Regions from separate parts of the Mus musculus genome. Here region 1 is linked to region 2. Evidence: chromatin contacts called from ENCODE Hi-C data. All regions are on one chromosome and are shown on one strand. The core of a region is the stretch at or near the end of the contact, and the rest is flanking DNA. Distances in the headings are between cores, read along the strand shown. Region 1 overlaps Col4a4 (collagen, type IV, alpha 4). Region 2 overlaps Nyap2 (neuronal tyrosine-phophorylated phosphoinositide 3-kinase adaptor 2).

Evidence for each region. A loop is a pair of places that touch in the nucleus more often than their neighbours do.
Region 1: a map of left cerebral cortex shows a loop between it and region 2 (11-fold over the local background). The contact joins two enhancer-like sites. A Hi-C loop is called at or near these places in 16 of 37 maps with a recorded cell type or tissue (ES-E14, gastrocnemius, heart and 2 more).

What each region holds. Positions count from the first base shown.
Region 1 is chr1:82,474,749-82,478,054 of GRCm38, forward strand. The region is part of intron 37 of Col4a4 (collagen, type IV, alpha 4); the gene reads right to left. Among named protein-coding and RNA genes, the nearest start is that of Gm46095, 100 kb to the left of the region's middle. Within about 2 kb of position 1,731, at least 1 of the 3 ENCODE cell types and tissues checked has a DNase peak (open chromatin) inside an H3K27ac peak, as active enhancers do.
Region 2 is chr1:81,315,342-81,318,298 of GRCm38, forward strand. All of the region lies in intron 6 of Nyap2 (neuronal tyrosine-phophorylated phosphoinositide 3-kinase adaptor 2), which reads left to right. Among named protein-coding and RNA genes, the nearest start is that of Nyap2, 240 kb to the left of the region's middle. Within about 2 kb of position 1,458, at least 1 of the 3 ENCODE cell types and tissues checked has a DNase peak (open chromatin) inside an H3K27ac peak, as active enhancers do.

The sequences.
Region 1 (3,306 bases), core at 481-2,980, 1.2 Mb after region 2:
TGCATAAAATATATACAGTACAGATGAAGGGCAATTAGGCTAACAAAGCACATTCCTGGGTAATGAGGAATTTTTATTCACCTCTCTGATAGTCCTTCTGTTTAACAACCATCATTTAAGGCTGCACCCGGCTGCACTCAGGGGCCAGTATGCGTGTTCTTCCTCTGGTCAGTGACTCTAACCTCCACCCTAGCACACTGTGTCACATAGCCCACTCTTGGTGACAAATTTCCCACCCTCAGGTTATGGTTTTGTTCTAAAGCTAGAAAAAGGCTACTCTGCACACCCAGGGTACTGGTCAGATTTACATTTTTATAGGGTGACTGTCTGTCTGTCCCTGTTGGGCTGGAGCCTTTAGCGCTAGAGTTTCCACATCCTGAGAGAATCCCACGCAAAATGAAGCAGCTGGCCACCCTGACTTTAAAGTCGATGGAGAAGTGAAATCTTCACAACTCTAGGCAAAGGTTGAAAAAAACCCTTGAGAACTCTTATCAACGAAAGATTCCAAAATAAGAGTTAAACTAGAAACATTTTTTTTTCCTTAGCAAATAAACAAATACCTATTGAAAGGATAAATATGGCTTCCCAATGCATAGAGCTCCACACCCCGGGAGTGTATCCCATGACAGGCCTCGAAGAGACAATGGGAAACAAGAAAGACACAATCCCTAACCTGACAAGACAAAGAGGCAATGACATCCAGCGTGCTAAGTGCTGGGAGACAGGAGAATAATTTAGTTACAGAAACTGGGGGGGATGCTGCTCTGATTGTCATAGCTCTGTGACAGAAGGCATTTCCTTCCTCATAGAAGACATCGCCAAGTACCTTTCAAAAGTAAACTAGCAGGGCTGGGAAGATGTTTCAGACAGTGCTCCCCATACATGGATGAGGGCTTGCGTTTCAGTCACTCCAGCATTCATACTGAAAAAAGAACTGGGTGCGTATATGTAACCCCAGCTATTATAACCCAATTCGGGATCTCTAGTTCCAATAAGTGTCCAGTTAGGGTTTTTGGGTTTTTTGGTTTTTTGCTTTTTGTTTTTTGTCAACCTGACACAAATTAAAATCACCATGGAAGAAGAACATCAATTGAGGGTAAAAGTTCCTATTTCAAAAAACCCAAAACCCAAACATGGTGGAAAGCAATTGAGAAAGAGAGCCGGCATTGACCTTTGACCTACATAGGCACCCACAGGCCCACAGACAGAGGAGTATACACATGAACACATGTGCACACACTTACCGACCCCCGACACACAAAGAGACACAAAAGTGAATGATTTCACTTGCCATTGGCCCAGGTACCCCTTCTACAATAGACTGTCTCACACACACAGCAGGTGATTCTCAGTAGGTTTCTGTCATTCCCATCTTATGTGGATGTACAACTAGAGATGGGGGGCTTTCCTTTTGAGACCCAAGCAGGACTCAAAACTCCATCGGGTCAGTATGAGCAGAGCAAACCCATCTGAGTCCAGCAGCTGGTTTGTTCAAACACGAAAGTTGGTTTCCCTACCTTACTCGGAACATATTTCAAATATTTAGCTTCTCAGTTCAAAGTGTTTCTGCTGGATCGGGCTTCATTTTTACATCGGCGTGATAAACCGCAACAATGGTTTTATCCTGAGATGTTTTGAGTTTTAATACTGTATCCCACTGTTTGGTTTTGTTTTTACATTTGGCCGGACCGTTTGCTGTGCCGTGTGCAATGAAACAGCGTCCCCCAGTGGTAGCAAAGGAACATTGCAGCAAGGGTGTGTCTAGCGAGTGAAAAGCTCTTTGATCTGTTCCCTTCCAATACCTCCCAGGAAACTTAACTGTTTCGGTGCACACATTAGGAGGCAATTAGCAATTACTTTTAAAGTGATTTTATTATCACATCTATGAGGATTTTTAAAAGCAATGTCATTGTGAGGCTATTTGATAAATGTTCAAAGGGAAAAGGAAGAATATATTACAAGCACCTGCAGGCACTCGGAAATGTTCCCTGTTGTGTGGAATTGGAAGACTGTGAAGAGAAAGCCCTTAACAATGTCAGATGTTTTCTTTTGAATTCCTCCCAAATCCTTCCAGACTGGAAGAATGTTGAAGTCAAAGAGAAGGCCGGGAGGGCTGAGGGGTTGCCAGAGGCAGGAAATGTCCACAGCCGCCAGAGGAAAATCTCAGCACAACAGTATCATTGTGCTGTGTGAAACCTTAACTCCGTCATGGGTCGCCTGGTTTTCACATTGCTATGGAGAAAGTATCAAGAGACCATTTGTTCTAACGATCACTCCCGTCAGGTTACTTCCTTGCCAGTAAGTGCTCCAGGGTGCTGGAAACTTCCAAAGGAAGAGTGCTCCTTCCTTCAGCATTGCTCTCGGAGGGATGCACACGGACCCACGGCCTGTTGAAAGGCTAGGAGTCTTGAAAAGCTGAGATGGGAAAAGCAGAAGGGCTGAGGGGGAAAAAAAATGAATCTGGATTTTTTTTCAAAACAATAAAATGTTTAATTCCAGACATGGTTTCTAGTTCTTCCAATAAGTACTTTGAGTTTACTAACATTTTATATGTGTGTGTGTGTGTGTGTGTGTGTGTGTGTGTGTGTGTGTGTGTGTATGTGTGTGTGTATGTGTGTGTGTATGTGTGTGTGTGTGTATGTGTGTGTGTGTATGTGTGTGTGTGTATGTGTGTGTGTGTATGTGTGTGTGTATGTGTGTGTGTATGTGTGTGTGTATGTGTGTGTGTGTGTATGTGTGTGTGTGTATGTGTGTGTGTGTATGTGTGTGTGTGTATGTGTGTGTGTATGTGTGTGTGTATGTGTGTGTGTATGTGTGTGTGTATGTGTGTGTGTATGTGTATGTGTGTGTGTGTATGTGTGTGTGTGTATGTGTGTGTGTGTATGTGTGTGTGTATGTGTGTGTGTATGTGTGTGTGTGTATGTGTGTGTGTATGTGTGTGTGTGTATGTGTGTGTGTATGTGTGTGTGTATGTGTGTGTGTATGTGTGTGTGTGTATGTGTGTGTGTATGTGTATGTGTGTGTGTGTATGTGTGTGTGTGTATGTGTGTGTGTATGTGTGTGTGTATGTGTGTGTGTATGTGTGTGTGTGTATGTGTGTGTGTATGTGTGTGTGTGTATGTGTGTGTGTGTGTGTGTGTATGTGTGTGTGTATGTGTATGTGTGTGTGTGTATGTGTGTGTGTGTATGTGTGTGTGTATGTGTGTGTGTATGTGTGTGTGTATGTGTGTGTGTGTATGTGTGTGTGTATGTGTGTGTGTGTATGTGTGTGTGTATGTGTGTGTGTATGTGTGTGTGTGTGTATGT
Region 2 (2,957 bases), core at 208-2,707:
ACTGAATTTACCCTATGATCCCTATACATAGGCCATGGTATGAGTGAGCCCACATTCACATACATGAATATGTACATATACATATATGGACACACATATATACAAACATTATACATACCCATGCCTTAAAGTATATTTTTAAAGTAATTGAAAATAGGAACTGAAGAGATAGCTCAGCAGGTAAGAATCGATAGTGCTTCTGCACTGGACCCAAGTACAGTTGTCAGTGCCCACTTCAGATGGGTCACAAATGCCTGTAACTGCAGCCTCATGGGGACGGAATGCCTCTGACCTCTGTGGACACCTACACTCACGTGAACTGACCCACAGACATACAGAAACCCATACACATAATTAAAAATAATATAAACAAATCTTTAAAAAGATGAAAACAACAGAAATTAGGATAAAGAAGTCTAAGATGGAAATAAAAACATCAAGCTGCCTTTGTATTAATGATAAAAAGACATGGTAATAATTAATTATGTTCAAATTTCCACTGACAAGAGGAAAGAATATAAGCTGTTACTCCATTTTCTAGTTATATGCCTAGAAAAGGGTGAAGAGCCAAATGTTTAGATGAAACCATTCAATCCCTGTCACTGAAATGCCCTCTGAGGAGAGGGGTTTGTATAAAACCTCAGAGAGCGCCAGGGACCTGCCTTCATGAGACAATGATGACAGCACATTCACATGAAGACGTTGTCCCAGCGTGTGTACATAGCATTGCTGGTCCCCACTGTGAGATTTTCTGAACAAAATTGATCAACTCCTCTACCTAAGCCACAGTTGCTGTGACCCTGTCTCCCTGGCTTTGACCACGTACAAATAAATAAAGGAACAGAGACTGCTTTCCCTCTTAATAGCAGTCAGGTTGGACTAGAAGAAACGGGCACATGATGGTCTAAATGGCAATTTTATTAGATTTCGAGAAAACTTCGGAATAGTTCAGAAGGCGAGGTCATTGAACCTTTTATCGGAGGACCTTTAAAACTGTGATAGATTTTCAGAGGTAAAAATGACATCAGTGGGCTTCTTCCTGGCCAGTGGAAAGGGTAGCCGTGGGCTTTTCGACCTTTGTAACTTGGGTCTGTAGGAGATCCTAAACACTAAATACTCTTATTTACACACAGGCAAATGTTGACTGTTGTGAGAATGTGTATATTCTAGAACACCAGATAGGCGATTGTTCTAGGGGAGCAAGACGGGTTCTAGGGCCAAAAGGCACATGTGGCGTGAAAGCATTTGAAAGGGGTCTACCAGACTGGGACGAACCCAGGGGGAGGATGCGGGTAAGTAGAAGAGACCAGAGAGAGACGCAACAGAAGCAAATTTTGTTTGATAAATGACAACTTACTGTACATGAATATTTGATATGCTAATAAACATGTTTTAATGTCCACACCATTTGCATGGTTTTGTGCTGCCACAAGGGGGCAGTATTGCCTCAGCGTTTCCTCCTTACTGTCAGCTTTTTCTCCTAAAACCCTGCAGTAGATTTCTCAGCACTTGCTTAGGAAGCAGCAAGCAGTAATTTATCTTGTATTCTGTGTTGCAGAACAACAGGGATCTGGCTAAAGACCAGCACTTCTAAAATTTCTTTGTAACCATATATATAATGACCGTGGGTCTTTTATGTGTCAGTGAAAAATGCCACTTTTAGGAGGTGTGGGCCTCACCATAGCCTCGTGTGAATCAAACACATGGCCTTTTCAGTAATAGGATTTCAGGACTAACGAGGGAGTATTAGACCTGCAGGAGAGTCAGGAAGCTGAGGTTCCTTTGAGAATTGAAAGACTCCCCTGGCTCTCCAGCAGCTGGGCGGGAGGATGAAAGACCAAAGACATCTTTAGCCTTCTCTGTAGTCACGACCAGCAGCTCTGTCTCCATTTTGTGTTGAGTAGGAGGACAAGCAGCCTGCCTTCCCTGGTTCAGCTGGCTTGCAGAAGGATGCTCTGGCAGGTTTGTCACATGGGGTGCAGAGAGCCCCTTCATAGCAGAGGGAGTCAGGTGAAGCTACAGAGCCTAGGATCTAATTCTCCAGAGTGAGGTCGAAGAGATTTTCAGTAATTAACTGTCTATTCTGGGAGCTGCTGGGTAGTGCCAAGGAAGGATAAAACTAAGCCTTCCTTTCCCCTGGGGGAACTAGATGAGAAGACTGCGGCTCTCAAAGAGAGGCCAACTCACAAGGTTTGGGGCACTGAGTCCAGATTCACTCAGTGTTTGAGTGCTGAACATGTGCGTTTAAAGTGTCTTCTGAGAAGTCATGCTAAGAAGGGCTGTATACCCCTGTGTCGTCAAATGAAATAACTTGATGTCAACGTAAAACAGTGAGCACCTGTTATCTAACACACCTGTCTGGAGTGTTTGTTTCCCTTTGTCTAAAGCATAGCTAGCCTGTGGGAAGGGATATTGCTTGGGGAGTAAATGACAGGAAGTGTTTGCATTCATCTGTGCCCCCTTGAGACTGGGACCAGTCTCCATGAAAAGGGAAGGGGTGTGTTATGTTGTGACTCTGATTAGCTGGGGGAAATTCGGGACCTGTAATGTGACTTAAGCAGCAGATGCTCTCCATCGACCAGTGACCACAACCTCTCTGAGCCTTTCTCTTTGGGTTATCTGATTCCAGAAAGACCCTCAGAATTTGCTGTTAGTCAGTGGAAAACTGGACCATATGCTTGATGCCATGGGCCAAATCTGGTCTACTTTCTGGTCTTCTAGGAACAGTGCATTGGTAGAGAAGCTAAAGTTATATTTGGTCAGCGTAGAGTATGGGAATTTCTTGATACTGAGCATAGGAGAGTCATCAGAATTCAGGGAATTAAAAACTACTTTAATGTGGGAAGAGGTATACTTTAGTTCTTCACATAAGGCGAGTGCTCTAACATGACATGACAGCCCCCACCCATAGTGGCTATCACTTGGAAGTCATAACTCTAATAACATACTGATTGTAG